Linked DNA regions of Homo sapiens: region 1 is linked to region 2. Evidence: read pairs that join two places in POLR2A ChIA-PET (ENCODE). Cell type or tissue: A673. All regions are shown on one strand. Links, peaks and the distances in the headings refer to the core of each region. The heading gives the core; the rest is flanking DNA.

The links. ChIA-PET counts read pairs that join two places held together with the same protein. Peaks named below come from ENCODE experiments on the same cell type or tissue, not always from the same donor. Only the 100,000 strongest peaks of a DNase experiment are listed, where the experiment ranks them.
Region 1: POLR2A ChIA-PET joins it to region 2 with 17 read pairs; 4 of 35 experiments call an interaction of 5 or more read pairs at or near these places.

The regions. Positions count from the first base shown.
Region 1 is chr5:149,399,698-149,402,612 of GRCh38, forward strand. It overlaps a transcript of IL17B not described here. Among named protein-coding and RNA genes, the nearest start is that of CARMN, 5.7 kb to the right of the region's middle. RefSeq lists an enhancer at 70-239. In A673, for the core only: no CTCF peak of the experiment used is centred there; a DNase peak (open chromatin) is centred at 1,554.
Region 2 is chr5:149,560,318-149,563,232 of GRCh38, forward strand. It overlaps a transcript of ARHGEF37 not described here. Among named protein-coding and RNA genes, the nearest start is that of CSNK1A1, 10 kb to the left of the region's middle. In A673, for the core only: no CTCF peak of the experiment used is centred there; DNase peaks (open chromatin) are centred at 1,094, 1,694 and 2,634; H3K4me3 peaks cover 1,058 bases; H3K27ac peaks cover 1,752 bases.

The sequences.
Region 1 (2,915 bases), core at 116-2,615, 160 kb before region 2:
GTGAGTTAATAATAGGGCCGGGACTCCCGCAGTCCTCACCTCCTGGTTTCTGAGGACAGTGTTGTTTCTAATACCCCAGGTGCATGTGCTCAGTGGCAGGAATTTTTGCCAGCTGCAAAATGACCAGGGTTGGGTGGCAGACAGAGGATGTTGGATTTAGGTCAGGGGTTTGGTGGATTGGTGCTGCATCCATTCCAACCTTCATTACTGCAGAGCCTTGTAAGCTAAAAACTACATTTCCCAGACTTCCAGTGGTTCTGGAGGGAGGTTACCTTCCTGCTTCTTCACAGTAGCTACTGGCAAGCACCCCTATATGGGTTTGTCCACATCAGTGGTCCCTTACACATGTTTAGGGTTGAACTATGTCCCCCCTCCCCAAATTTCTATGTTTAATTCCCAGTCCTCAACACCTCAGAATTTGACCTTATTTGGAAACAGGGTTGCCACAGATGTAATTAGTTAATATGAGGTCAGACTGGATTAGGGTGGGCCCCTAATCCAATATGACTTATAAAAAGAGTACCTTTGGAAACAGCACACACAGGGAAAACACCATGAGAAGATGAAAGCAGATATCAGGGCGATACATCTACAAGCCAAGAAAGGCCAAAGATTGCCAGCAAGCCGCTAGAATCTAGGAGGCCTGGAACAGATTCTCTCTCACAGCCTTAGAAGGAGCCAGTTCTGCTGACACTTATCTCGGACTTCTAGCCCCCAGAGCTGTGAGATAAATTCCCATCATTTAAGCCACCCTGTCTGGATGGAGTGTTTGGTTACAGCAGCCCTGCCTGACTGACACAACCGGTCGCTGGCTTTGTGGGTGTGGCAGAGGCAGGAGTGACCTCCTAACCCTGGACACAGCTGCAGCAGTGTATTCTTCACATGACAGTGGAGCTCCCCCTCCAGAGTCCACTGTAGTCAGAGTTATCCAGCTAAACAGAGCCAACGGGATATATAGAGACACAGAAGAGGAGAGTTATCTCGGAAATTGGCTTACATGATTATAAAGGCCAGCAAGTCCCACGTTTTGCCACCTGCAAGCTGGAGGACCAGGAAAGCTGCTGGTATGACTTAGTCCAGGTTCAAAGGGCTGGAGCCAGGGGTGCCACTGGTGTAAGTCCCAGAGTCCCAAGGAGCAAGAACCAGGAGCTCTGATGTCTGAAGCCAGAAGAAGACACATGTTCCAGCTCAAGAAGAGAGAATTCACCCCTCCTCCACCCTTTTGTTCTAGTCAGGCTCTCGATGGACTAGATGCTGCCCCTCTGCATTGGCAAAAAGCGATCTGCATTGAAAAGCCAATCTCTTCCAGAAACACACCAACAGACACATCCAGGAGCAATGCTTTACCAGCTATCTGGGCATCCCATAGCCCAATCAAATTGATACATAAAATTAACCATCACATCACTTCTGATGGCAGTAGAGGTAGCATCTGCCTTGACAGGACAATTTTGTGGTTTTCAAAGTCATTCCCAAGGGTCCTTTCTAGGGCCCACTTCTCTAATTTTCCTAATTGCATAAGCTTCCGATTCCCTGTAGTAAATCCCTTTCTGCTCAAATGAGCAGGAATAATTGCTTTCCTGCACATGGACCCTGACTGGTAAGACTTGATTAGACAATGGACACTGAATTAAATTTTCAATTTTTCACAGTTGCCATACATAAATTCTAAAACAAAGTAAGCTGTCAAGGTCTCGTGGTATGCCTTTTTAAAAGTGATAATTGGACTGGGCATGGTGGCTTATGCCTGTAATCCCAGCACTTTGGGAGGCTGAGGCGGGTGGATCACCTGAGGTCAGGAGTTCAAGACCAGCCTGGCCAACATGGTGAAACCCCATCTCTACTAACAGTACAAAACTAGCCGGGTGTGGCAGCACATCTCTACTAACAGTACAAAATTAGCCAGGTGTGGTAGCATATGCCTGTAATTCCAGCTACTTAGGGGGCTGAGGGAGGCTGAGGGAGGAGAATCACTTGAACCCAGGAGGCGGAAGTTACAGTGAGCCAAGATTGCACCACTGCACTCCAGCCTGGGTGACAGAGGAAGAAACCCTCTCAAATAAATAAATAAATGTGATAATTGCCTAAAAACAAGAAATGCTCAATGAAAATCAAGACAAAAATCAAATACAGAAAACTATAGTGAAGTAAGCCCAAATCACCCCAAATTCCCTCCACCCAGAGATAACTTCTCTTCTTATTTTGTTGAACGTTCTTTCACACATCGAACGGTGCATTTTACATGCACGGTCACATGTGTTACCCTGCACTGTTCAGGGTGCAATTAGTGTGGCCCGGTTTTCCTTGAAACTTCAAGTGTTCAAGCCCCATGTGCTGGTGATAGCAGGAAGTCCAGCATGCAGCCCAGCTGCTCTCTACAGGGTTTTCACTGCCTCCCTCTTACACACAGAGGGTTCCCGTACAGGCGTCTTGGAAGGAGGTGTCCAGACCCATGTGGTCTTGTATCAGTGCACTGACCATGGTGGAAGGACATGAATAACCGAGCAGGAGCTAATCTTGGTGAGTAATATTCGAGTTGTCAGTCAGGTTCACTACTCCCAAAGCAGCCACGGTAGTGGAAGACGGTGCTCCCCCTAGACCAGAGAAGGGCTCCAAGCCAACCACCCAGGGCCCTTCAATGCAAGCCTTTCCCACAAAGATTTGGGAGGACTGGGCTACACCATTGTTCCCCTTCCCATAACCATTCTTCCCTGGCGATCAACATAAAAGGTGTGTTACATCCTTCTCTCAGGACAATGAGTTAATTCACCCTCCCCTGCCATTCCCAAAGATACTACCTTTGGGCACTCCACAGTGACTTCCTGTCCTGGCCTATCTGTGAAGTAGATTAGGGAAGAGACAACACACAAATTCAACCTCCAGCAGGGCGCCTTGCTACTCTCACACTTACCCTC
Region 2 (2,915 bases), core at 179-2,678:
TGGTCAGGCTGGTCTCGAACTCCCGACCTCAGGTGATCCGCCCACCTCTGCCTCTCAAAGTGCTGGAATTACAGGCGTGAGCCACCACACCTGGCCTATATTATTCTTAAAAATTATTTTGGGGTGGGAGAAGAGAAACCAAATTATCCCTTTAGTTGGGTATTTAAGGACAGGTTAAATTATGTCAGAAAATGTTATCCTGACCTTAGTCAGGAAATCTGATTTTAATTGTGACTCTACCTTAAATATTTTCCTGGACTTCAATGTTGTAATCTTTTAAAAGATGTCAGATTTTAAGATTGCTTTAAAAATATTGTGCTATTGGTTGGGTGCGGTGGCTCATGCCTGTAATCCCAACACTTTGGAGGGCGAGGGGGCAGATGACTTGAGCTTAGGAGTTTGAGACCAGCCTGGGCAATGTGGTAAAACCCTGTTTGTACTTTCAAAGAAAAAAAAAAATTGTGCCATTTATTGATGATGACTCCTATATTTTGAAGTAGAAAGAAGAAACTAACATACTCTTTGTCTTTTACAGCTTCTTAAAATTCAGATAAAATGTAAAATTCTGACAGGCAGATCTTGACTTGTGCTCTTTAATACTTAAATGTTAGGAAAATCAGATTCTCTAACCGCAAAACATACCAATAGATAGGTAGTTAGAAATTAGAAGATACTGGCCAGGTGCAGTGGCTCACGCCTGTAATCCCAGCACTTTGGGAGGCCAAAGCAGGTGGATCACAAGGTCAGGAGTTCGAGACCAGACTGGCCAACATGGTGAAACCCCTTCTCTACTAAAAATACAAAAATTTGCTGGGCGTGGTGGCAAGCACCTGTAGTCCCAGCTACTCGGGAGGCTGAGGCAGGAGAATTGCTTGAACCTGGGAGGCAGAGGTTGCAGTGAGCCGAGATCACGCCACTACACTACAGCCTGGGCAACAGAGCAAGACTCTGTCTCAAAAAAAAAAAAAAAAAAAAGGCAATAATTATACCTTACTTTTCAGTATAGCTTTCCCTGGGGGTGGGGGAGGGGCATTACTTAAGTGACCTCTGTAAATCTCTTTTAGTCTGAAAAGTCCTTGCATAGATTTTCATAAAGGGAAAACACAAAATGACTTTTACTCTTCAACGTAGTCTAATCCTTGGCAAAGAGTTACTGTGAAATAATGCCGGAGGCTTTAACTCGTTTGTCTGCAATGAACACTCTGCAGTGTAATATATGCAATGCCAGAGATATGTCCTGACAGGGAGGAAATTCAAGTCATCAATGTTCCATCTACTCATTGAAAACATTACTGATAAGGCCAGGACTTGAGAAGCACAAAAAAAGACTAAATGCTGCATTTCGCCTGTGTTTCCTATCCCACTCCCATTACCTTATTCTAATCAGTCTGTCCCGGCAATATTTAGATAATCAAATTGTATTTTAAATTTTCTATTTTAATCACAACAACCATTAATTCCTGGAAATGTGCTGTCATATGTGGCATTTTGGAATATTTGTGTTAGCTATTTTTATTTGGAAGAATTTTATAGTATTTTGGAGTTTCTGCAATTTCTATGTCCCTTTCTTTTCTCAGCCCCTGTTCTCTTCCTCTGCATTGTTCATTAGCAAGGGCATGAAACTGTGCTCCTCGTGACTCATTATTACTCACTATAGTAATCTAACTCTTCTTTGTGAGACTAAATTTGGAAGATGCTTGAGTTGCCATTCCTGAGGAGAGCTGGTCCTAAGAACACATCCTGTTAACTCTTAACTCTCCATGCTGATGCCAGGAAGCACTGATACTTATCACAGAAAATGAACTAACTGCTCCATTTCAGCCTGGCTAAGCCCAACACCACTGCAAAAAGACTTTCTGCAGTGAACAGAGCCAGGGCGCTGAGTAGGGAAAAAAAGAACTTTGGGCAAAAAAAGAACTTTGGGTTTTAGGGCCCTAATCCACAAAGCATAAAAAGTCAGTTTGTATTTATATGGCACTGTATAGTTCATAGAGTATTTTGTGATTCACTGACTTGTGTTTTTCCTGGCCAGTATAAGAGCTAGGTAACTGCAGCTATTGTATCCATCGTAGGTGTGAGGAAGCCAGAGCTTACCCAAGAACACCAGCTTTTATTTTTATTATTTTTATTTATTTATTTATTTATTTTTGAGACGGAGTCTCGCTCTGTCGCCCAGGCTGGAGTGCAGTGGCGCGATCTCGGCTCACTGCAAGCTCCCGGGTTCACGCTATCCTCCTGCCTCAACCTCCCGAGTAGCTGAGACTACAGGGCCCACCCGGCTACCACACCCGGCTAACTTTTTGTATTTTTAGTAGAGACAGGGTTTCACCGTGTTAGCCAGGATGGTCTTGATCTCCTGACCTCGTGATCCGCCCGCCTCGGCCTCCCAAAGCGCTGGGATTACAGGCGTGAGCCACCGCGCCCGGCCAAGAACACCAGCTTTTTGAGAAGGATTCCTTACATTCCACACCACTGTTCTATGATGTATGTCTGTTTACTTTTACAGGGAACATGTCCTGTCCAGAGCTTTCTGCCTGTTCTAGATCTGAATGGGGAGTAAAGTAGCAGAGATTACCTAAGTAGGCTTACATTTGACTTAAATCATCCCCCTCCCCCCTTGGCTCATTTACATAGTTCATCTGCAGCTCAATAAATCTCAATTCTGCCGCTTGGTGTTCCATCAGGGTCTGACTTCCAGTTGTGCCTGAATTCCCACAGTTTTGAGAGTCAGCACCCATCTTCATCGTGTCTGAATCTCAAACCCAGCAGTTCCTGGTGTGCTGTCCAGTTCCTTGATCCAGCTGTCTGATCCCGGTTACTCACCTCTGTCTTCCTGTCCCCACCAGCCATCCTTCCTAGACAATGCTGCTTATTCCTGCTTCATCAGTGTTCATTTCTTCTGCCTCTTCCCTGTC